5 separate regions of the Mus musculus genome follow, and regions 2, 3, 4 and 5 are each linked to region 1. Evidence: chromatin loops called from intact Hi-C (ENCODE). Cell type or tissue: left cerebral cortex. All regions are shown on one strand. Region 1 has its middle 2.6 kb from the start of Gm42080. Region 2 overlaps Slc47a1 (solute carrier family 47, member 1). Region 3 has its middle 33 kb from the start of Grap. Region 4 overlaps Gm42081 (a long non-coding RNA gene). Region 5 holds the start of n-TWcca5 (a tRNA gene).

Region 1 (5,000 bases):
AGGATCCGATATTGATGGTGTCACAGAAGCCAGGGACCTCGAACCAGGCCAATGACTCATTGCAGTGAACATTTGCAAGTGAAGATGTGTGGACAGAGTGGGACACACTATGACACACTGCAGCTTGCATGGGGAGATCTTTTCTATTCTTTGGGGTTGTTTAGGTGTTATTGGGGGGGAGGTTGCAAGAGTGAAGGGCAGATATGAGGGAACTGGGAGCTGAGTGGGACTGGGGTGCATGATGGGAACCTCACAAAGAATCAATAAAAGGTTTTTTTTTTATTAAAGATTTATTTATTTATTAGATGTAAGTACACTGTAGCTGTCTTCAGACACCTCAGAAGAGGGCACCAGATCTCGTTACGGATAGTTGTGAGCCACCATGTGGTTGCTGGAGTTTGAACTCAGGACCTTCAGAAGAGCAGTGAATGCTCTTAACCACTGAGCCATCTCTCCAGCTTCCTCAATAAAAGTTTTTAAAAAAAGGAATGAAAGAAGAAAAGAAAGTTGGCCAATAATTGCATCACAGTAAATGTTATTTAAAACTGAAAATGCTATGAAGGTTGGCTTACCACCTTGACCTCTCATGAGATGATAATTTTCGGCACATGTTCTGGGAGGAGCTACTATTAAAGTTGACCCCTCTCCTGGTGACTACTTCTACTGAATGTCATTTTCATCTTGATCTGGGTGCTTTATGTCTTCCACTGGGTTCCAGTCCGTCGCTTACAATCTGCTAATAGATTTTAGAAAGACCTTTTCTAGGTAAATCCTGTGCTTCTGGTAGCGCCTGCACAATGGGCTTGCACCTTCTGTTCCCTTTCCTTCATTCCTGGGATGTCAAATGCTTGTTTAAACCTGACCCTTAGACTCTCAAAAAAGCATTTATTTTCCTTTCTAACAAGAATGCTCCTTTATATCCACTCTGAGATGCCATCTCATCACAGCACAGTAAGCTGTAACCATGCCCTCCAATTATTCTTTCAGCATAATTTTAAAAATCGACTCTGAGGATCCCCACATGCAAGGCACTGTGACCTCTTAGCTGTGAGAAGGATGTCATATGCCCCTCTAGACTTGTCCACTAGCCTGTCTGTCTCCATAACCTTAACCCCAGATGCCATTTTGATGCACACTCAAGCACCCACTCACCTTTGAGCGTCTCCACACAATCTACACCTCCACCTGGCAATTCTGCTCCCACTTCCTCCCCCTTAACATCTCCATCTCCCTCTCTCACTCCCCTCCTCACATATCCACTTTAGAATTTCATATATGGGACTGAGGAGACAATTCTCCTCAGAGGACTTCCTTCCCTTCATGAGATGGCTAAGGGGGACGTTGGTACCATCTGGTTACAGGTCCCCTCTGTGTCCCAAATACAATCCGATGTGGTCATTTAGCCAGGATCCCTATATTTTCTTTCAGGAATTCAGAAGACACACTGTGACTTTTGGCCTAACATGACAAGATGGTCTGTGTCGTCCCCACCACCTGCTGCACACATAAGCAACCCTGAGACTGATCTTTAGTGTAGACGGGTTAATGGGTTCATACCTGTAATCGAGCTACAGCGGAGCCAAGCTCCTCTGGTTGCCTGATTTGGAACCTCACTGATCATATCAAACCACGGACATAGAAAGTGATGGGGGGGAAGGATCCGCCAAATCCATTTTAAAAGCCACTACTGTAACAGGTTGTGGGGATAACACAGGGAACTCCAGACTCAGACCAGCCTGGATGCACATTTTATAAGACAACCCTCTTCAAACTTTAAACAAAAACTTCAAATATCACGCCAGTGACTCTGAGACCCTCTTCCCACTTTATTAGGCATGGCCTTCAATGTCTATAAGAGACCCTGAGAGCGAGAAGGGTCGGATGGAAGTGGAAAGAGAGAAACAGTGAGCACGGGATGCTTCTGCGGCAACTGTCACGCCCAGTGCATCGCAAGAGGTCCTAGCGCGCCATCTAGTGTCTGTGTGCTGCAGTCTCTCAGAGTGGAGCAGGCCAAATCCAAGGACAACTTCCTCTGACTGTGGTCCACCAAGAATGCCCAAATTCCCATGATAGTCTAACAGATAAGAAGGAAGTTTCAGGGCCATAGAAAGAACAAAGAACAGATCACAGAGGGATACTCACAGCATCTTGTGTGCTTTGCAAGAGAAACACTAGGCCTGTGAGATGGCCCAGAGGGTAAAGGAGCTTGCCGCCAAACCTGACAGCTCGAGTTTGATACCTGGGGCCCACTTGGTGACAAGAGAGAACTAATTCCCACGTCCTCTGACTCGTGTGTTTGTGTGTGTGTGTGTGTGTGTGTGTGTGTGTGTGTTGGCATGGGCACCCACGTGTACCCAAATATACAGTAACAACTTTTAAAACCTTTTTTAAAAAGGGGGCTTCCATGAGATCATGTCTAATCTGCAAAGTAGGAAGGGGGAATCTCTCTCTCCTTGCTTGTGTGGGAAGGCCAGCCTCCATCTAAGGACCCCACACTCTGGTCAAATGTAGCTCAGCAGTACAGCACTTACCTATCATGTATGAGGTTCTAGATTTGATCTACAGAAATGGAAGATGGGGGGAGAAAGAGAGGAGGGGGGAAGGAGAGAGAGGAGGAGGGGGGAAGAAGGGAGGAGGAGGAGAAAGAGAGGAGAATGGGGGAGGAAGAGAGGGAGGAGTGTGGGAAGCCACATGTGCCGTTGCAGAGTGGCACTGACTACTGCTGGCCACCACGCATAAGATTGGACAAACAACCAATGTGTACATATGCAGTAAAGTTTTTTGCAAAGACACTGCCTGGCCCAGGCATGATAATGAGGTTCTGTAAGGTACTGAGAGTATAACCAATCAGATGTGAGACATGCAAATGAGGTATGATAATGAGGTTCTGTAAGGTACTGAGAGTATAACCAATCAGATGTGAGACATGCAAATGAGGTATGATAATGAGGTTCTGTAAGGTACTGAGAGAGAGTAGCCAATCAGATGAGGAACATGCAAATGAGGCTTAGTGCATAACCAATCCGGGTGTGAGACACGCCCCTCCTAGGCCTATAAAAGCAGCACTAGTTCTGGGCTCGAAGTCTTTTCGCCTCTACAATCAAGCTCTCCCAATAAACGTGTGCAGAAGGATCCTGTTGCAGCGTCGTTCTTCCTGGCCAGTCGAGCGCGCGCAAGAGAGGAGGGAGAAGGGGGAGGAGGGGGCAACAGAAGATGAACCATAAGTTGATTGGTGTCTAAGCTGGATGATGCTTACTTAATGATTGACTATATTTTTTTCTATATATATTTTTGAAGTACTGAGACTAGAACTGAGGACCTCACTCATGCCAAGCAAATACTTTGTCTGTAAACCATGTCCTAGGAAGGATGCTTAAAAGGATATTTTATCTGGAAAGAGATTCAAATATATAATTCTTGAGATTTGTTTTATTTGAATTATAATTAGGTATGTGCCTGTCTGTATATATGTACAGGTATGCCTGGAAGAAAGAGGTGTCAGATCCCTTTGGAACTGGAGTCAACTGCTGAGCCATCTCTCCAGGCATAAATATACATTTCACCATGAGAAGATGTTCTCAGCATCAATTTGAAAGGACAACTGTTGTGACAGTTGCTCAAAGGAGCAAAGTATGGAAATGTTTTTGTATTTAAAAAAGGTTTTTTTTTAATTATTGTGTATTTGGGTACACATAGGTGTGCATACCACCACACACATGTGAGAGTCAGAAGACTTGGGAATTGACTCTCTTCAGCCACCAAGTGGGCCCCAGGCATCAAATTCAGGCTGTCGGGTTTGGTGGCGAGGGCCTTTACCCTCTGAGACATCCCGCAGGCCTAGTGTTTCTCTTGTGAAGTACACAGGGTTCTGTGAGTATCCCTCTGTAATCTGTTCTTTGTTCTTTCTATGGCTCGAACACTTCCTTCCTCTCTGTTAGACTATCAACACACTGTTGCCAGTTCTAACAAAATCCACCAAGGACAAGCCAATAGTCTACACATACAGAGACAGTGTTGCAACTCCTGTGCTGCAAGTGAGACACCTTGACAAGAAAACCCAGGTCTCCAACACAGGCAAAGACCTAGGGATCAGTTCAGTGCTGGGCACGTGGGGGACACTACAGCAAACAACCAACAAATAAAACAATAAGCATCGCAGGGAGAGGCAAGGGCTCTGCAAGACCAAGGGTTGCCATGTGTGGGAAATCTTAAATGAAGCGGTGCTTTTTTTTTTTTCTTGGTAGACTTAGTCACACAGGATTTATGGACGGATGAGTTAACATGGCCCTGAGCTGAGAAGTGGACCCAAGTCCCATTTCCTCCGAAATTCAAAGTAAGAGCAAATGTGGGGTGATCTGTTGGAGAACCCCCTTATCTAAAGCTCCATATGAACCTTTTTATGGCTTCTGATAGGTCAGTCATTGAGCTTTCTGTGAAGCCAGGATTTTGAAGATCAGTGTGTTTCTATAGAGATCTGGTTCAAAGCAGTTTTGTCGGTTCACAGTCTCATAAAGCACTGCTGAGTAAGCACAGCCTTTGGGAATGGTTTCCAAGGCAACACTGGTTTTGAAGCTAGCAGGCACTGCATGGCCAGTTGGTCCAGAAGCCCTAAGGCCCTTCCATACATCCTCTTGTATCATGGTCCTTCCGTCTTGAGTGCCACTAGGTTGCCTTGTTTTCCCTTGAGAAAACTCAGTGACATCAAGATGAACTTATTCTCCTCAGACACACTGGAATGATAGGTCATCTGTCAAGAACTACTCAGAAGAGGGTTCTACATGAATCTCATGAACTACTAGCCTCATGAATATGCACAGGTTTCTGTAACAACGATCACCTCTAACAGTTCTGTAAAGCTGCAACAATTGAAAGGTGATGCTCTGAGGAGAATAATTGCCCACAAATAGCATCTCATTGTGATGCTACCCTCCTGCCTTTGACCCCTGTCTTAGTTCAGTGTTCTATTGCTGCAAAGTTCCGTGACTGCAGCAACTCTTATA
Region 2 (5,000 bases), 160 kb before region 1:
GGGGAGTTCGAGGTGAGTCACGGAAGTCCCATGTTAGGATGCTTGGGACTGGACATACAACTTGCTAGAACAGCACCCTGTGTTCTCAGCACAAAGGGCAAGGCTGGGGTGGCCTCCTTGTCACCTTTGTCCCAGTCTTCAGCCTCTGCTCCCCATTTATCACCTGTGTACCTCACACATCTCTGCAGAGGACCGTGTAGAGAGATGTAGCGCGGAGGATTGTGGGGCAGACTCCTCTGTATAACCTTGCTGTGTTTGGAGCAAAGAGCTGAACCCACGCGCTCTGAAATTACCAGAGCTCATCTTAGGAGAAAAAAAAAAAAAGTAGGGAGATAGATAATTATCCAGCTTTGGTTTCTAAAATAATAATTGATAATTCACTGGCTGTGACTAAATGGTTACAGGAAAGCCTAACTGTTGTCTTTGGGGTGAAGGACTGACTGACTTGGGCGTGACTTGTTTGAATCCATCAGTGTGGCAGACTTGGAGGTGATTAGAAGTCATCTGAGGGCTGCTGAGGGCCTCCAGTCTCACGTCTTAACTTGTGTCTTTCCATTTTCTCAAGTTCAATAATATTTTAATTAAAAATATTGGGGTTATCCAAAGATGGAGATCGCCAGAGTTCTGTGGCCATGAAGGTGTGGCTGTTATTTAGCCGAATTTCCGGTGTTGTTCATGGCTTGGATACGCTGACGGCAGGCCAGTGGAAACATCAGAGGAGTCTGGATTTTGAGTAGTATTTTTATTTAACACAATTCCAAATCATATTACGATAACATGCAATCAGTACAAAATACCAAGAAGACATTTTGTAGTCTTTTTTATATTTTTATTAATATTATTTTAATTGACAATATTAATTTAATTGACAAGCACAATTATGAACATTTATGGAGCACAAAGTAATGTTTTGATATAGCAGAGAATGTGGACTATTTAGGCCAAGGTAATTAGCTTATTTATCTCCTTGCGAGGCTATCATTTTATACAGTAAGTGATACATCTGAAATTTACTTAAAAAGAAGTTCTATTATAAGTTTGGCTGTGCTGAAACTCACTATGTAGACTAGGTTGACCTAGAACTCACAGAGAATTCTGCCTCTGCCTCCTGAGTTCAGGGATTCCAGGCATGCACCATCATGTCCAGCTACATCCAACTTTGTTTTGTTGTTATTGTTTTTTTTTTTTTTTAGAGTCTTCCCATGTAGTCCATGCAGGTCTTGAACATGGGATCAGCCTGCCTTAGCCTCCTAAGCGCTGGGATTACAGGTGTGTGTTCCCATGTCCAGCTGAGTTAAAATTTTAGAAAGGAATCTACTTTAAAATATAGATACATCTATATCCCAGGGTCTATATTTGGCCTACTTACTCATTTCATGAAGTGTATCTGTTGTGGGCAAAGTAGAGGGAGCTGGGGATTCTTGGAGGGAAAGAGTGGAGGCCCTGGGGAGGTGAGGGATGTGTGAGACCTGTACTCAGTCATTCTAGTGGCCTCTTAAATAGAAATACAGTAAGGTTGGTTTTATCTTTCCTGTTGCCAGCATTAGAGTGTGCAGCATGTAAGAGGTTCCCCGCAGTGCCTCAGAAGGCTGCAGGTTTTTACAAGCAGACTGATTAATCACAATGGCTATCAATTTCCTGTATGGTTTTTCAAACATGTAAATTATGGCTCTGCCCAGAGAATTCTGGTAAGCATCCTGCATCTTTTAATAGGGATTATGGCATCAGCGAAAATCAAGTCTGTTACTCAAATTACAGCCTGAGCTAGGCAGGTATTTCTGTTAAAAAAAAAAAAAAAAAAAAAGTTTGGAATGAGAGTGTGGTTTCTAGGCAAAACTGGGCATTCGTTTGAAGGAGGAAGCCAGAGGCTTTTCTTACTCCATCCTAGACCTGGCAGGTGGTTACTGATTCACTCCTGAGAGAAGCCTGCTGACCACTCCTGATAAATAAGATGTGAGGGCAGCTAGCACCAAAGAGCAGAGTAAAGATAAGCCTTTGAATTACAACTCAAGGCTTAGCCTCAGCCCTTCTATGGATTTGTATTTGCAAAGTCTGTGTATTCGGATCCCGTTACATAAGGGAATCGCCCCATCCTGTGTCCCGTCCCCCCCCCCGCCCCCCCCCCCCCCGTGTGTCTTGGCAGAAAGTTGAAAGGTAAGCAGAGGAGTAGGAGAGGATCATGGGGGATGAGGGTGGCTCAGGTGTGTCCTGACTGGTCTTGTGTGGAGGCAAAGTCAGGGAATCTGAAGAGCAAGCTATATAGTCAGATAACATGGGGCTCTGGGTTCAGTGAGAGACGCTGCCTCAAGACATAAGGTGGAAAGAAACCCTGCCTCAATATTGTAGTGGAGAACAATTAAGGAAGACAGCTGATGACAGACTCAAGCCTCCCTACACATGCACGTGTGCCTTCCCAAGTATCTACACACATGTAAATTTACAAACATGCATGCATAGGTCATATAGGTAAAAAAAGTTCATCATGAAGCAGTAGTTTTTCAGGAGAAACTATTTCCTTACTACTGGCCCTTTTCTTAATATCCAATTACCATAAGCAGAAAGGGTCCAAATAACTTCCTGAACCTTTTGCTCTGGCATGAATCCCGTCAGGTAGCCTTAGCAACTCTACCTTGCCTGATTGCCTACCAGTACTGACTTAGTGTGGCCATTGTCTCCATGAGCTAAGCTGTCAAATATCGCCCTCTGCAGGCCTGTGGTCAGGCATCATCATCTGCACTACCTGTCAGACCACGTGCTTCCTGGCTTTTATTGCTCGGCTCAATTGGAAACGCGCCTGTCAACAGGTAGGTAACCGTCCTCACTGTTGCCTGGGTCTTTCTGCAGATGCCAAACCAGACCAGATGTGGCAAGCATTCTTTCGTTTTGAGAAGTTTTTTTTTTCTTATGCTATTTTTATGCTTTTTAATTATTATTAGGTTTGTTTTGTTTTAACTGGATTTTGAGGTGAAGGGTTGTGAGACCCTGGCCCCGATCACTCCCCTTTGTTTGCTCAGTGAATAGTAAAACAGAATTCCATTTCTGGTCTCTTGCAGTGAAAAGCCAGTTTCAGGAGAAGAATTGGAACTAGAGATTTTCTCCAAGTTCATCCTAGTACTGTGTGTGTGAGAGAGAGAGTGGGGAGGGAGGGATGGAGGGAAGGGAGGGAGGGAGAGGGAGAGAGAGAGAAAGAGAGAGAAAGAGAGAGAGAGAGAATGCTTCCTCCCCCCCACCTTCCCAGGGTCAACATGAGGTCTGGGAACATGGGGGTAGACAGGGCAGTTGAAGTAAGAAGATGAGAAGGGAGAAGGGAGCATTCCAGCGACCTTGGTTGGTCCCTCTTAGATCTGTCTACTCCCTCCCTACCCAGGAACCTCTTCAGTCTTTAGGAAGTCACAGTGAACCAGAGCAGCTTTGTCTCAGGTGTCAGTCAAGGGACATGGCTTCTCCTAAGCCAAGTGGCCATGCTTAGCAAGGCTCCCTGATGCCACCCGAACTTGAGTTTCGCTGACTTTTCTAGGCTCAAGTACATGCCAATTTGAAGGTAAACGTGGCCCTGAATTCCGCTGTCTCTCACGAGCCTGCTCACCCAGGTAAGCTACAATTTTCTCAGCTCTGGGGCAGACTTGCAATATAGGACTGGAGGGGCATTTGTGGGACACATCTGGATTAGCTTCTGTGAGCTCTCCCTGAAGCAAGGCACTGACGCTTCCGAAACAGATGTCAAGTCGAGTTATACCCACTCTGAGATAAACTGACTTAGAGTTTGTTTGCTTTGATTCCATATATTAACGGACTGTGTTGGAGGGTTTAGGCTTCTTAGGCCCTCTGTTCATCTTGGTACCTCTGCAGGTATTCTATGGGCCTTTCTTTTCTTCTTAAAAGCATATTGAAAGTGTTTGGTCCATATGTAATAATTTTGTTTACTTCTGGGGTACAGTAGACATACCACTGTGTGTATAAAACCAAGTACTTCTGAGGGTAGTAGGGTCTGGCAGATCATATTTATCTTTCCTTTATGCTGGGTTGCAGACATTTCCAATACTTAATGTTTCTATGTGAGGAGCAAGTCTTGGAAGCTGGTTTTCGCATGCTTGTTTTAACGGGGGTCCCTGTGGTCAGCTAAGCATCACTCACTTTAAGTAGGTTCTTGCTTGGACCTTTGCATCATGCAAATTACATTAGGCTGTTTTTTTCTGTCAGTCTGGTCATTCTTCCATATCCCCGGTTCCTTGAACAATTAGTTATTAACCTTTCACTCCCATGAGGGAGGTAGAGTGGCTTCCTTCTACCTTCCTGCAATCTGCGGCTGACACGACAAAGATACACAGGAGAAGAAGAGTATTTAGCTCTGTCTGTAGGTGTGGAGTCCACACACCGTGAGGCTTGGAGGAGGAACAGGGAATTGAAGTTTGTAGAGAAGCATTTGAAGCTGCAGAAGGGAGTGGGGGTGTGGGTCTTCTGAGGGTCTGGGGTGTGGGGGAGGAAATCATGCTGACTTTACTATGCAAAATCTCTCTGATATTAGAAGGTTGTAGGAGCAGCCATTTTCCCTAGACCGTGCTTTTGGGATGTGGCTATGAAGAGTATAAATGCCTTTTGCACAAAGGTGCAGCAGGTAGGCGGGCAGTGGTTTATCATCTCTCTGATTCTGTTCTTAGTGTCTGGTTATCCTTGAGTCACGTGAGGGCTGACCAAAAGCTGTCTGTCTTTACTTAGGACTTCCTTCCACTCTTGTTAGATACTGAGGTCTCACGGGCAGTCTAGGGAAATTTCAGAGGTTGAGATTCCCCAAAGCTCTTACAGACTTGAAGGTAAGAGGCAGCCAGTGTGTGGCTGGCCTATCATGGGGCTATCTTGACATCCTGCATGCATCCTATTAGGGCTTCGAGGCCAGACATGGGGAAGTTTAGCAGGGCCTACCCTTCACAGGTACTGCTCATCCCTGAGCCACATGTCCAAATATGGAACTGTCAGAGCAAAGCCACTCCAGAGGTTGGCTC
Region 3 (5,000 bases), 430 kb before region 1:
TGCACATATATATGTGTACCACAAACATACCTGGTGCCTACAAAAGCCAGAAGAGGGTATTGGGCCCCTTGAAACTGGAGTTACAGGTGGTTAGGAGCCACAGTGTGTGCGTGAGAATCCAGGCCTGCTTAATCCCTTAGCCATATCTCCAGCCCCTGTCTTAAAACAGAACCAACAACAAAAACAAATTTATTTTAAAAGATCAGTTGCAGACACACAACCACATACACTATGCTGGTGAGTTTTTCTGCGACAAGCTAGAGTCATCTGAGAAGAGGGAACAGCAACTGAGAAAATGCCTCCATCAGACTGGCCTGTAGGAATGTCTATGGAGGCATAGTTTTTGTTTTTGTTTTTGTTTTTAAGGTTTTTTTTTTTTTTTTTTCGAGACAGGGTTTCTCTGTGTAGCCCTGGCTGTCCTGGAACTCACTCTGTAGACCAGGCTGGCCCTGAATTCAGAAATCCACCTGCCTCTGCCTCCCGTGTGCTGGGATTAAAGGCGTGCTCCACCACGCCCAGCTTTTCTTTTTTTTTAAAGACAGGGTTTCCTGTAGTCCATGAAAGTTCAAGATGGCCTTGAACTTCCAAGGATGGCCTTCAATATCTGATCCTCCAGCCTCTGCCTCCAGAGTGCTGGGATTAAAGGTGTATGCCACCGCACCCGGCCCGAGACATATTCTTAATTAATGACTGATGTGGGAAGGCCCAGCCACTGTGAGCAGTGCTACCCCTAGGCTAGTGGTCGTAGGGGCAAAAGGACCATGGGGAACAATCCTGTAAGCAGCTCTCCTCCCTGGTCTCTGCCTCAGTTCTTGTCTCCAGGTTTCCACCTTGAATGCCTGCCCTGACTTAATGATGGGATGTGAGCCAAATAAGCCCTTTCTTCCCCAGGTTGCTTTTGGCCCTGGTGTTTCATCATAGCGACAGAAATCAAATGAAGACACACATAATTAAAAATAAATCTTGAAAAAAAAGAGTAACCAAGGAAAACACCCATTGACCTCTATCCTCCACGTGTGCACACGCGCGCGCGCGCACACACACACACACTATTTATTAACCATTTTTAATAAAGCTATGGGACAATCCTTGCACCCCTAAATTTTTAGGTAAATATTTGTGTATTTTATGTGCATGTGAGTGTGTTTTGAGAAAAAGTCTGCAGGTGCAGAAGCTAGAGCCTCCTGCAGGTGGTGAGGACAGATTTTTTTTTCTCCATATTATTTCTGTTTGTTTGTTTGTTTGTTCGTTTGTTTGAGACGGGGTCACTCTGCATGGGTATGTATGCCAAACTGGTGAGTTCTGCTTCCCTCAGCCATCTGAATGCTGGGATGAAAAGCATGTACCACCACGCCTGGCTTTCCCATTCTACCATTCTGTCTGTCTATATCTACCTACCTACCTATCCGTGTGTGTGTGTGTGTGTGTGTGTGTGTGTGTGTGTGTGTCCCAGCACGTGAGAGCATTCTCACTGCCACAGTGCGCTTGGGCAGGTTCTTGAGTCTATTCTCCTCTAAGTCATCAATATAGCCTAGATTTTTTTCCTAAGTGCACTTAAAAAAGAAAAGCTCTGGGAATGGAAGCCAAGGCTGTACAAACGTTAGACAACTTCCAACTCACCGCTTTCCCTTTGCCTTTTGACTCTCTTGACTTTCTGCCCAAACCCTCCTTCGAATCGGTTTATCCTCCACCATCACACCACCCTCTTCAGGTACCAGTTAAGTAAAAAAATTCCTTAAGTTTCTTTCACTGAGTAGAGAGACCCATCCCTTCACAGGCTCAAGAACCAGGCGTCCAGGGTGCGCCTTACTCGGTCCACAACGGACAGTTTCAACGTGTAGGAGTGCGGTGGGAAGCCGCATGCGCAGGGACGAGCACTTTCCCCGCGATGTGCAAACAGCACCACCGCCCTTCTGCCCTCTTGCGGCAGGCACCTTAGGCCTCCCTCCTGCCGCCGTTCTGGATGCTCAAACCACCAAAACCCAGCCCAGCGCAGGCATTTGGCCACCCAGGCTGAGTTTCCTCAGATGTAGAGACCCACACAGAGACCAGAAAGTAAAGTGTGTGTGGTAGCTGCAGGCAGGGTGGGGTAGGGTGCAGACCCCCAACTGTCCAACCCACGGAACTCAATCTCCAAGTTTCCAGTTTTGCCCTCAGACCCAGCCCCCCCCCCCCAGCTCTGCGGACTCAGCACCCACCCCGACCCAGCTTTTGGTATCCCAGCTTCCCCAGCTCCCCATCCCCCACCCACCCACCACGCCCAGCTCCCCAGCCTCACAGGTGGCCGTCACTCCTAGTCTCTCTGCTCCCTAGTTCCCCAGTTCCCGACTCTACAATCCCTTAACCCCGTTCCCGCAGTATCTCAGCCCCACAGCTCTCTAGACACCCCCCTCCCCCAGTCCTCCCCCATCTCAGCGCCCCCACCCCCCAGCATCACAGGGCGCGGTCGCGAGGGCAGTTGGCCAGGAGCGGCCAGCTGGGGGCGCTTCTGCCTTGCGGTTCCTGCGCTCGGGAATTTTCCACCCCAGGAACTCACAAATTGTTCTCCCATTATCTGATTTAAATAAAATGTGTATGTGTGTATTTTAAAAAGCTCTGATGGGTCAGGCTCACTGAGGTAACAATACAAACAAGTACTGCCAACCAAGAACGCGACCAAACGCTGAAGGAGCCTGGCCTCAGTCAAAGAAAGCTTGCTCTCTTCCTAAAGGAGATGGATAAACAATCGGACAGCAGGTTTGATTTGGTTTGGGGTCAACCCGCTGTCACTGAACTGCACCCCAACCAAAGATGGCAATTCTTCAGAATTTAAATTCTAATTCAGATGCTCGTAAGGAAACCCATGGTTTCATAGTGATATTGTGTTTCAAACAAAACAAAAGAGACACAGAAAATGAAACAAAAATTCACAGACCATTACTCTTTCTTTTACAATACTTCCTCCTTCTCCTCCTCTTCCTCCTCTTCCTCCTCCTCCTCCTCCTCCTCCTCCTCCTCCTTCTTCACATTGAAATGTAGACAGATGTAGTTGTGCATGGCAGCCTGTGCCTTTAATTCCAGAGCTAGGAAACTAGAGGCAGCTTTTTCTGAGCTCCAGGCCAGCCTGCTCCACAAAGTGATTTACAGGCCAGCCAGAGCTTCATAAGACCCTGCCTTAAAGATAGATAGATAGATAGATAGATAGATAGATAGATAGATAGATAGATAGATAGATAAAAAAGGCATAATAAAAACAAAGCAAACAAACACACTGGTGGCTGTGTGGTAGGGACTCATACTTTATATTTCTGTACATGTTCAAAAATTGCTAATTAAATAAAATTTAGTCTTGTCCACCTGTAACCCCATTATCCAGATGGCGGTGGCAGAAAGATTGATGCAAGTTCTAGGTCAGGCAGAATCTCTCTATCCAGTACATTAATTTCAGTACGGGGACAGAGTCTGTAGGAGACAATGCAGTGTTTGAGAAAGAATTAAAGTTGTCCTCACACCATGATGTAATGAACAGACCGACAGAGCGAGCATTAGGAAGAAATTGCCAGATCAGCGTGTGCTGCATGGTAGAGCATGCGCTTTGTACACACGGGACCTTTGGCTTCATCCCCAGTTCCCCAATGACCCCTCAAATAAGAACTGCTTTCTCCTTCTGCTCCAGACACTCTCAAGATGGGGCCACCGTCAGTATCCCCTCCCTCCTCAGGGCGGGCACACACACACACACACACACACACACACACACACACACACGAACACCATCCCTGAATTAGTAAGTGTGTTAGCTTTTGGTCACTGTGACAAAACAACCTGAGAAAATGAACTTAAAAAGAGGAAAGGTTAATTTTGACTCACAGTTTCAAAGGACCTGTTGTAACTAGCATAGTACATCACAGCCAGAGGTGTGGTGGATAAAACTTCATCTCCTGGAAGCCGGGAAACACCCCAAGAGAGGACTGAGGCTCCAATATTCTCTTCAAGGGTGTGGCCCCAATGACCTAACTTTCTTCTAATGGGCCCACTTCCTAAAAGTTCCAAACCAAATAGCACTGTAGTCTGGGGACTTTTCACACATGGCCTTTGGGAGACATTCCAGGTCCAGATTCCACAGGAAGTGAAGCTAGTTATTCTGCTCCTAGAATCTCTGCTGGCCGTGCTTGTGGCTGCGTAGAGGACTAAGAACCTATGAGTGCCCCAGGAGATCCGGGCACGATCCGGGCACATCGGCAGACACAGTCGCAGCAATTGGTCAGTAGAGGCAGGGTGGGCCAGGATTTCATCCTGGGCCACATAGGTGGAGCGAGATCAGCCTGGGATACAGGAAAACCTATCTAAAAAATAAACAATAACAAAACAACCACAAACAAAGAAACAAACAAAACCCCAAGAGAATCAGCAGCTGCTGGAAAGAGATGCCAACTCACGAGGCAGAAACACCCATGTGGGGACTCAGGCTCCCAGATCAAGGTCCCAGACGATCTTCCAGGCAGCAGCTAACAAATGTGTCTTATCCATTCCCACTTCAAAAGCATAGGAACCCAGCTAAACCTATTCTCACACTAGCAATGAATAGTTCCTTAACGTAAGTATGTACCCAATGTCTGGAATGTTCCTACTCGTTAAAAAAAACAAAAACAAACTATTCACTGTTTCCTAACTTAACTTGAGTGTCCCATCCTGCTTTATGGCATTCGGCACAGTTTCCTCTGCACAGTAGTAGTACTCAGCCCAAATAAAAAAGCAAAGATTGGGGGTGTGGGGGAGTCCTACACTCTAGTGCTGGGGGCAGTCCTGAGCATTGATCTTCAGTGCCAGGCTGATAGCAGAGACTAGCTCCTCCTCGGTGTTCAGCTCCCTTCTGCCTGGCATCCCTTGGTCTCCACTGGCTTCCTAGGGTTACCTCTGAAAAACAAAACAAAGAAACCCAAAAAACTCCTTGCACCCCAATTCCTGTGTCAGGGTCTGTTTGAAGAGACCCCGCTTTGAGAGAAGTGGGTGATGTAGAG
Region 4 (5,000 bases), 200 kb before region 1:
GCATTCATTTTCCTGCACATTGTGAAGTTCCTGAATAAACTGCCTTGAGAAGGACGTCAGTTTCATCGCTTCTTTTCTGCTGGTCGGAGACAGTAGGGACACATGACTACATCCTGTCCCTCTTACATTCAGAGATGCGACAGTGTGGGCTCTGGAGGAGAGGGTGTTTCTGTGGCTTCAAGTCTGTGTGTGGATACTACCCAGGCTGGGAAAGCAGCAAGCATCAGGACAGGGTCTGGAGGCTGTTCAGCTTTGAGCCTTCTGAAGTTGATGAAACCCCAGAGACAGAGAAACCCCCTGCAGTAGCTTACCTCAGTCTCTGAGAAGGGCAACTTCTCTTAAGCAGTCTTTAGCTCCCAGGGAGCTGCATGGCTACAAATGAGATTTTAGGACAGGAGCCCCAGCTCTGGCCAGCCCCAGTGAGTTAGGCTTAGCCGCCATCTTGAAATGAGAGATGTAATAATGGAAAAAGCAGACAGGATCAGGGCCTTATCCATATGAGCAGCCAGGAAGAATAGACAAAGGGATCCTGTGCCTCGAGTCTGCCTTGGTGTTTTTTAGTCAAAGCTGACATCTCGATGATCCCTGTTGTACTTTTGGCTCTGCAAAGGGGTCAGAAGAAGTCCTTACTTCTTGGGGACACCTCAGTTCTCAGGATGTGGTTGCTCCTGCTGCACACTGCTGCCCCACCCTTGAGGTTAATTGCCCTCACATGGGGAGTGGGCTGTCCTGGAAGGCTCTGCCCTTCATCTAGCGTCTCTAACAGGATTGTGGTCATTGAGTCGGCTAGCTTTATCTTTGTGCCTTCAGGTTGGAAGGAGTTGAGCTGGGTTAGCTATCCCTGTTTTCTAGGGTGATTAACAGGTGTACCTGCCCTCGAGCACACGAAGCAAAGGTGAGAAGGCAGGTGCACAATGAAGGCAGAGGTGCTGGCCTTTCCTTTCTAAAAGCAAGTGAGGAGGCCGATCTTCAGACAAAAGCAGCTTCCGGGCCCTTGTTTGATACAGCCAGCCCCAAGGGGAAGGGGAGGATTCAGCCTTATGAAGTGCTTTCCTACAGAGGGAAAATTCTCTAAGACAAAGATCAGAAAGAAACTGAATGGCGGTCTGCTCCACTCCTCAGGGTGGACAAACAGTGGCTGAGGGCAGAGACAAAGGGACCAAGAAGAGCACCGAAAGCCATTTACAGTGTATACAGCAGATTAGGGAACTAAATAGGAGACAGTGTTAGTAGGAAATAAACTGAATAGCAGAAGCTCACACACTCCCCCCTCTCAGGGAAGGAACATACCAAAATGTGATTCCTTCTGAGAAAGAAAGACAGATTTGTCTTTGTTGACTCCTGCACACACACACACACACACACACACACACACACACACACACACACACACATGTTCCTGTTTTTCTCCAGGAGATGATAAAGAATCAAGATGATGTGCTGACCTGCAGAGCAGAGGGCTCCATTCTAAACTTAGCCGCGTCCTCTGACTCCTTATGTGATCTTGGAAATTTGCTTTATATTTGCACCATCCAACTTTCCGTCTGTAACATGGAAATAGTGAAGTTTCCAGACTCACGTGGCCAGTGAAAGAGCCCGGTGGCTGTCTGTGCCTTGAGTGAGGCTGGCATAAGCTGTTAGAGACTGGTCCAGTTAGCTGTGCCCTTCTAACACCATGGCTAGGCGCTCACTCGGTCAGTTAGAAGCAGAAGGTTGCAAACAGCCCCAACCTGGATTAAGAGCAGGATTTAGTGTTGTGTGTCTGTAGTATCAGCTACTTGGTAAGCAGAGGCAGGAGGGTCATTTGAGTCCGGGGGTTTAGAAACAGTGTAGGGAACGCGAATATAGTTGAGATTATACCTCAAAAAAAAAAAAAATCAGCAAAATAAGAGGCTGGCAAGGCTCAGTGGATGAAGGCACCTACTGCCAAGACTGATGACTGGAGGATCCACAGGGTAGGAGAAACGTTCTCTCCAGTTGTCCTCTGAGCTCTACAGGCACACCACACGAACACACCCAAGTCAATAAGTGCAACGAAACTTTTAAATAAACAAAACAGCCTTCCCAGACCACAAAACTGAACAAACAAACTGCCACGCACCTGAGAGACAGGAGACTATGGTGAGTTCAAGGTCAGTTTGAGTCAAGTTAAACCCTGTAACAAAGAGACAAACAAACAAACAAACACATGAAATAAAGAAAACTCAAATTGAGACTAAGAATATTCTGCTGTCAGCATGATTTTCTGACCCTGATGTGTTGTAGATAGACCTTTCAAATCCACACCAAAAAAAAAAAAAAAAAAAAAATCAGAAACCAAGACCATCACAGGCAGCCTGGCTCTTATCAGGCAGAGATTTTGACCTTGGCTATTTTGAAAGATAGTGTTTTTGTTGTTGGTGGTTTTGTTGTTGTTGTTTTGCATCTTGCCCTGCCCCACCTCATCAGAACACTGTAGAAGGTGTCTCTGGATGGAGGGGAGAGCCAGAGGAGAGATGGGGTGAGTGGCTGTGAAGGTCTCACTGTAAATACAATAAAACTACTGTGTCTCACAACTGCAGTTACCTACAGAGGGCCTGCATAAGACCCACCATGCCAAAGAGGCCTCATGAAAGAAGGGACTCACGGGCTCCACCCTTTACTGCTGAGCTACTGGAGAGGAAGAACCACCATATTTAGTTGTGAACCAACTGCCGAGCCCACCAGGCTCCCACAGGTAGCTCCAAACCCAGAATGGCACAGCCTTGGTTTGTGACTCAGCGGGTCACAAAACGAACACAGGAGCACGAGAAAGGTATTTTTAAGGAAGAGGGGGATGTGCAAAGAAGGCAATAGAGAGATGGGATAGCATAGGGGGCGACAATGTCATTGCGCATTACCTATTGTGTGTCAAATTGTCCAAGAACAAATTTATTTAATTAAAAAAAAAGTAGAGCCTCTTAACAAGCAAAATCTACCAGCAGGGGGCACTAGTGGCATACTCCAAAGTAGGGGGGGGGGCGCATTTTCTCCCTTTACTGGTTGCTCATAAGCTTTCTTGTTTGAGTAGCCCAGGCTGGTCTGAAACTCTATGTAGCCCAGGCTAGCTTTGAACCATGGTGATGCTCCTGCCTTGGCCCACTGAGTGCTAGGATTGCTTGCATGAGCCACTACATCCGGCTTGTCCATCTGTTCTTAAATGCTATACATTTTTTTTTTCCCAACAAAAAACTTTGGTTTAGGGCTAGTGAGATGACCCGGGTGTTCAGCACTCTTCCAGAGGACCTCAGCATGGTTCCCAGAACCCACATCAGGGGTCTCACAACTGCCTGTTCCACAGGGAGTCTGCTGTCTTTGGGTGTGTGGGCACCCCACTCACATGAGCGCGTGCGCACACACACACACAGAGTTAAAAACAGTAGAAATGAACCTTAAAAATGAATTTGGCTAGGCAATCATGCTCCCCACTGACCCCCCAACCCCCTGAGAGGTGTCACATGTTTAAGGTTGTCATATGCGGATGGAAGTGGAAAACCTCTTTGTTTGAGCCCACCTCCACAAAGTCACCTAAGTGCACCACGGGTGTTCAAAGCACAGTCAGTTACAGAATAGAAGCTACCCCGTGGCCCTGCGGACACACAGGAGCTGTGGTTGCCCCGGTGTTAGAAGCTTTGTCTTCTTAAGAGGTGCTGGGAAGTTTGGGAGGCGAGGCCTAGCAGGAGGACTTCTGGTCACTGGCTGAGTGACTTCAAAGGAAGTGGTGAGACCTTGGCTCTTTTCTATTGCACACTGCAAGTTTGCTCTACCACATGTTCCACCACGTGGCACTGTCTCACCTCAGACCCCAGTGCTAACCACCCAGGGACTGGAACTTTGTTTTTTTTTTTTTTGTTTGTTTGTTTTTTGAGCCAGGGTTTCTCTGTGTAGCCCTGGCTGTCCTGGAACTCACTTTGTAGACCAAGCTGGCCTCGAACTCAGAAATCCGCCTACCTCTGCCTCCCAAGTGCTGGGATTAAAGGTGTGCGCCACCATCGCCCGGTTGGACTGGAACTTTTAAATCCACAAGTCTCAGGTGTTTTTAAACCACGTTTTATTTATTTATTATCATTTATTTTTTTAAAGATTTATTTATTTATTTTATGTATATGAGCACACTGTAGCTGTACAGATGGTCGTGAGCCTTCATGTGGTTGTTAAAATTGAATTTAGTATCTCTGCTCACTTGGGTCAACCCTGCTTGCTCGGGCCCAAAGATTTATTTATTATTATACATAAGTACACTGTAGCTGTCTTCAGATGCACCAGAAGAGGACATCAGATCTCATTATGGATGGTTGTGAGCCACCATGTAGTTGCTGGGATTTGAACTTAGGACCTATGGAAGAGCAGTCAGTGCTCTTACTCATTGAACCATCCCTCCAGCCCCTATTATCATTTACTTTTAGTGTGTGTGTGTGTGGGGGGGGCAGGGTATAAGCAGGCCATGTGATCACATTTGCAAGTGCAGGTGCATGTGTGATATATGTAGTATATGCAGTTCAGAGGAGCACCTTGGGCAGCAGCCCTTGTTTTCCACCCTGTCTGTGACAGAGGTCTCTTTTCCGTGGTTGTGCACACCAGGTAGGCCGGCTCAGGGCCTTTTGTGAATTCTCCCGGCTCTGCCTCCAATCTCTAGGCATGGGTTCTGGGAATCCTAACACAGGTCCTTACATTTGGACAGAAAGCGCTCTCCCCACTGAGCCATCTCTCTGGTCCCTTTCTGCAGGGACAGGAAGTAGATGGATACAGTGGGAAGCTTAGCCCAGATGGCCCAGAGTTTGGGTGACTCTTGCAAGTCGGCTGCTGTGCAGGTGATTGTCTCTGAGTCCGTGGAGGTTGAACTGAAGGGGAAGGTGAAGGCAGGAAGGGCGGCACACACCTGGAATCTCATCACTCCAGAGGGCAAAGGGGCATGATGACTCCAGGCCGGCCTGGATACATGAGGGGAAAAGAGCATGATATGTGTTGCCAAAGGGTGGAAC
Region 5 (5,000 bases), 220 kb before region 1:
GGTTGTCATCAATTGGCCCTGTTGCTCTGGGCACATCATGGTGGGGACATGATGTTCCACCTGTTCACCTCCTGGTGACAAGGAAACAAAGGGACAGACAGTGGCCAGGGCTTTAATGTCTCTTTCTGTATCTGTCCGGCGACTACGGAGAACTGGGTATACCTGGAATAAGAGCTGAGGATGGAATTAGGATGTGCGGACGAGAGAAATAACAGCCGAGGCATAGTTCTCTGATCAAGGTTCAAATTTTAATATTCAGCTCTGAATATATATAGGAAAACCCAAGGACACATCCCCTTGTTTTGGCTGGGTTCTGTTGCTTGCTTCAGCCGGATTGAGCTGCAAAGTAAGCTCAGTGGGCGGCCAGCTCCTCAAGGCTCAGGCGGGAAGACAGAAAGGCTCCAGCCTTGGAGACTTGTTAGGCCAACTCAAGGCTGGGGGAAGGGCACACCTTTCATAGGCAGGTGCCAATGATCTAACTTCCTTCTGCTAGGTCCCATGGCCTAAAGATTACGTCATTTCTCAGTACTGCCACAGATTAGGGATTGCAACACATGGTCCTAAAAGAGATATGAACCTTCCAAAGCCACTTACTTAGATCTACACGGGGCTACACGGACCAACATCATCAGAAAAACAGAAGCCCAGACCACAGGATCTTGCAAAGCAGGGAGGACTGAGAGGAAAGACAGAACGATTAGTTTGTGCTGTTTGATTTTCCTCTTGTTATGGGTGGCGGATAAGGCTCGGTTGGGAGAGAGCTTGCCTAGCATGTGTAAACCCTGGCATTAACTCACGGTTGAGGTTGCCACTTCCCAAGGACCAGTGGGATGGGCAAACAAGCAAACAAAACAAAACAAAACAAAAAACACAGAGGGGAAAAACCTGAAAATGGACCACACAGTAGATGCTGAGGCCGTCCTAGGTGTGCTCCTCACATCTTCCTCCAGGGGAGAGCTTGCTGTGGGTACAAGTGCACAGGCTCCAGCTGTCAATCTACTACTCAACATCCAAGCAGTCATCGCATGGAGGAGCAGCTAAGCCATGCCCACTCCCGCCAGCTGGCGCACATCTGGCCAGGTGTGCCTCACAGCTGTCTGCTTCTCCACCCGTGCGGCTCCACACGCATCGGTCCTCCGAAACACTCAAAAGCCCAGGAGCTGCTGCTGGAAAAGTCCAGAGTGCAGTTAGCGGGGAGACCGGGTGTTGCTTAGTGGGTCAGGATGTGTGTGCCTGGTGCTTGCAGAGGCAAGAGGAGGAAGTTAATGCCTCAGAACTGGAGTTACAGCCAGTTGTGAGCTGCCATGTGGGGTGTGGGAAATTGAACCCTGGTCCTAACTCACAGAGCCAGAGATCTTCAGCCCTCTTACTGCTTCATTAGTACACATTCTCTAGAGGGAAAAAATAAAAACTGGGACAGAAACATCTAAAACATCTGTCAGCCTGATCCGGGCTGTTCATCTGCCTCTCTCCATTGGATTCTACTTCACTTGGGTTCCTCGAGGACCCAGGGCTGCTGGGTCCCCAGAGTACCACTCCCACAGATTTCCCCACGCCATCTTCATTCATGGCTTGCTCTCATCTCTATCCCTTCCCATGCACACAAGAGGGTGACAAGAACTCAGGTGCAGCTCCTGGCTCACCATCTCTGTGAGTGCTGTCACCTGCAGGCTCACAGTGCTCCCTCCCGTCTCCCCACTTTTCTGCCAACATATATGTTTACTTCTGGTGCATTGTATCCTCCCTAGCTGTTCTCCGTTTCTCCTTATTCATTTAGTGTAGACAATCCCATTCCAAGTGCATGGCGATAGTTTTCTAGGAAAGAAATTATTGCCTTGAGCATTAGAAACAAAGAAAGCAGCCTTTCTCACTGCACTTTTAACCTGAATGGAAATGTAAAACAAAAAACAAAAATGAAAACATAACAAAAAATCCATTCATTCATATAAGTGAGCCTCTTTTCTGAATCTAGTACATGAATTTTTGAGGTGTTGTAAAAATATATTTACTTATGAGAGAGAGAGAGAGAGACAGAGAGAGAGAGAGAGAGAGAGAGAGAGATATGGAGGGAGAGAGAGGAGTGCAAGGGGACAGGGACAGGGACAGGAGGGACACATCTTGAGTCTTTGTATTTGGACCAGGTGCATGCAGTACCCAAGTACACCAGAAGAGGGCGACAGATCCCCTGGAACTGGAATTTCAGGACCATGCTGGCCACTTTAAGGCAGGTGTTGGGAACTGAATCCAGGTTCTCTGGAAGAGCAGCACCTGCTCTTAGCACTGGCCCCAGGTTTTCTTGGTTGTTTACTATGAATTTTTTCAAGTGTCTTAGGCAAGAAACCCCCTTTTCACTAAGGTAAAAGAAATAACTTCAGAGATGCTCATGGTCGGGCTGTTACTAGGAGAGTGACAAGGTTGGCAATTGTTTTAAACTCCAGCCAGTGAAGGAGTGAGGGCAGAGGAGCTGGGGACTAAAGCCAGTGTCTGCGTGTGATCTCTGTGTCTACACTGAGGCTTGCCTGAGGATGTGTGGGTTAGAGAGACAGGAAGGACAGACAGTCTAACCTGATTGGTCTCTTTGAAGACTGACAGAGTGGATGAAAGGGACACCTCTCTCCACCCCAGAGACCCTGATTCTTATTTCTTTTCTTGCTGTCTCTTGGACGACATGCTATGGTACAGCTTCTAAAATTAAAGTTAGCCAGACATGGTGGCTCACATCTTCAATCTCTGCACTCAGGAGGCAGAGGCAGGTGGATTGCTATGAGTTTGAAGCCAGCCTGGTCTGTATAGTGAGTTCCAGGATAGCCAAGGCTATGTAGAACCTGCTGAAAGGAAGAAAGAAAGAAAGAAAGAAAGAAAGAAAGAAAGAAAGAAAGAAAGAAAGAAAGAAAGAAAGAGGAAGAGAGAAAGAGAGAGAGAAAAGAAAAAAGTTTGATTCTGAGAATCCAATAAATCCTAAAAAAAAAAAAAAGAAGTGACACTACTTTTGACTTTAATATAAATTTATAAATTTAAATTTAGTAATAGAGAGGTGTGGCCAAAGGAAGGAAGCTCAAGTGCTAATACCATCATGCAGCTGTATCTGGTTTGTAAAAGTCAGGAAAGATTGTGTAAAAGGCCTAATGCATATAATAATAATAATAATTTATTATTATTTATTTATTAAGTCCTGAAAAAGAAATCCCATAGCAACCCACAGAGGCCAGAAGAGGGCATCAGATTTCCTAGAACTGGAGTTACAGATGACTGTGAGCCACCCAAAGTCATTGTTAGTATTGTCCAGAATATTAACAATTTGCTTAGGAAGGAAATCATTACTAAAAAATCTATGTATCTGTATCTAATGTTAAATTTCGTAGTTTGATCACGTTTTAAAACCGTATGCCCCCAGAGAATGTTTTATGTAAACAACATTTTAAGGTTTTATGAAACATTTAGTAGATCCAAAGATATCATTTTAGTAGATTTTAAGATGGTAAGAGCATCTCAGTTTATGAGTATGTATTTATCAGGACTTTCAAAACATCCAAAACCATGTGCGTTAGCACATATGCACATGCGCATTTAAAAAGTACAATTGTTAACGCTGTTTAGGCATTTGCCCTTCATTTAGGATGCTTTCTGTGTGTGATCTGTGCACTGGTATACGTACGGGCCACAATCCGGACGAAGGAACAGCGCCGGGAGATAATAGCAATATTTCCCACATATTGTTCTTTCCTCTAAGAAATGTTTACTTATGTAGTTAGTAAAGCTGCCGGGCTTTTTCTTGTTTATCTAGCCGTTCGCTTGGGCGTCGCTCTCTCGAGTCCCCGCATTTCTTCCTAGCGGACTGGGAACCAGAGCTGGCGCCTGAGTGCCTGCCGGGTCCTGGTCATCCCGGACCCGCCGCCCTGGTCCCGGTGCTCCCCCGGTCGGTCGGTCTCCGTCATCCCGGACCCGCTGCCCTGGTCCCGGTGCTCCCCCGGTCGGTCGGTCTCCGTCATCCCGGACCCGCTGCCCTGGTCCCGGTGCTCCCCCGGTCGGTCGGTCTCCGTCATCCCAGACCAGCCGCCCTGGTCCTGGTGCCCGCCCGGTCTGTCCCCGTCCTCGCTAACCGTCCTGCCTGATCCCCCTCACTCCTGCCTGACCGCTCCAGGCCCTCCGTGGAGGCGGCCGCCATCTTACAGGGCGGGGCCCGCAGCCGTGCATGGCTGTCAATTGGGTCCCCGGTCCCACGGTCCCCGGGAAGCTCCCGGTTCACAAGCATCCCTCAGTTCCCCTCCGGCGTCCCCTCTCCCGTGAGTGTTCACCCAGCACTGTGTGCTCCGAGGGTCACCGCGAGAGACGGAGGAGGAAGAGCCAAATGTCTGTCGCCGAATGTCAGCTTGGCATCCTCCCGGACGCCGTTCCTGTCGGAGCTGCGGCATTCCGAACTCCTCTTCTGCTCAGACGAGCGACAGCGCTCTGTTCCGAACCTCAGAGCCCAGGAGCGAGCCGGTGAAGCGAGGCCTTTAGCGACACAGAGTCGCAAGCTTGCTGTGACCTCGTGGCGCAATGGTAGCGCGTCTGACTCCAGATCAGAAGGTTGCGTGTTCAAGTCACGTCGGGGTCAAGTTAGGTTTTTTTTCACCGTCAACCACGACAGAATAGAGTAAGTACCAAGTCATAAAGAAGAAATGAGATCAGTATCGGATCAAATCGCCTTTCTCACGCCATATAAGACAGCCCTCTTTTTTCCCTTTCTTGAGACTACGAATACCCGAATGCTCGCTCGAGAAAGCGATGACTTGTGATGACCTACAGGAGGTGCTAGCAGAATCAAGGGGAAGGTGCGCTGACTCAGCCTCTAACGCCCTGGTTCGACCCTCGGATTCCACCCATGTTCCCTCCAGTTACCCGGGCTTGTGTGAGCAATCAACACAGAGCTTTGTGCTTTAATATAGATCTCTCCTTGTTTGCCTTGAACTTACTTTTCTCAGCTCCCTCCTCTAAACGGCTCTTGGACTGGAGATGAC

The links. A loop is a pair of places that touch in the nucleus more often than their neighbours do. Peaks named below come from ENCODE experiments on the same cell type or tissue, not always from the same donor. Only the 100,000 strongest peaks of a DNase experiment are listed, where the experiment ranks them.
Region 2: a loop joins it to region 1, with 2.4 times the contacts of the local background. A loop is called at or near these places in 12 of 42 quality-filtered maps.
Region 3: it touches region 1 in a loop (2.7-fold over the local background); 4 of 42 quality-filtered maps call a loop at or near these places.
Region 4: it touches region 1 in a loop (6-fold over the local background); 12 of 42 quality-filtered maps call a loop at or near these places.
Region 5: it touches region 1 in a loop (8-fold over the local background); 28 of 42 quality-filtered maps call a loop at or near these places.

The regions. Positions count from the first base shown.
Region 1 is chr11:61,190,550-61,195,549 of GRCm38, reverse strand. No RefSeq gene overlaps it. Among named protein-coding and RNA genes, the nearest start is that of Gm42080, 2.6 kb to the left of the region's middle. In left cerebral cortex, a CTCF peak has its summit at 1,969 (motif pointing left); a DNase peak (open chromatin) is centred at 1,962.
Region 2 is chr11:61,347,249-61,352,248 of GRCm38, reverse strand. It overlaps Slc47a1 (solute carrier family 47, member 1), which reads left to right. Exons shown (of 17, transcript NM_026183.5): 15 at 2,710-2,804; 16 at 3,518-3,590. Among named protein-coding and RNA genes, the nearest start is that of Slc47a2, 6.9 kb to the right of the region's middle. In left cerebral cortex, a CTCF peak has its summit at 2,709 (motif pointing left); a DNase peak (open chromatin) is centred at 2,700.
Region 3 is chr11:61,617,403-61,622,402 of GRCm38, reverse strand. No RefSeq gene overlaps it. Among named protein-coding and RNA genes, the nearest start is that of Grap, 33 kb to the left of the region's middle. In left cerebral cortex, CTCF peaks have their summits at 1,155, 1,925 (motif pointing left) and 2,502 (motif pointing right); DNase peaks (open chromatin) are centred at 1,882 and 2,509; H3K4me3 peaks cover 1,253 bases; H3K27ac peaks cover 2,410 bases.
Region 4 is chr11:61,386,182-61,391,181 of GRCm38, reverse strand. It overlaps Gm42081 (a long non-coding RNA gene), which reads left to right. Exons shown (of 2, transcript XR_879912.1): 2 at 1-54. Among named protein-coding and RNA genes, the nearest start is that of Gm42081, 9.1 kb to the left of the region's middle. In left cerebral cortex, a CTCF peak has its summit at 2,956 (motif pointing right); a DNase peak (open chromatin) is centred at 2,992.
Region 5 is chr11:61,407,513-61,412,512 of GRCm38, reverse strand. n-TWcca5 (a tRNA gene) reads left to right here and starts at 4,526; the gene lies at 4,526-4,597. In left cerebral cortex, CTCF peaks have their summits at 2,160 (motif pointing right), 3,214 (motif pointing right) and 4,776; DNase peaks (open chromatin) are centred at 2,175, 3,752, 4,218 and 4,517; H3K4me3 peaks cover 1,932 bases; H3K27ac peaks cover 1,667 bases.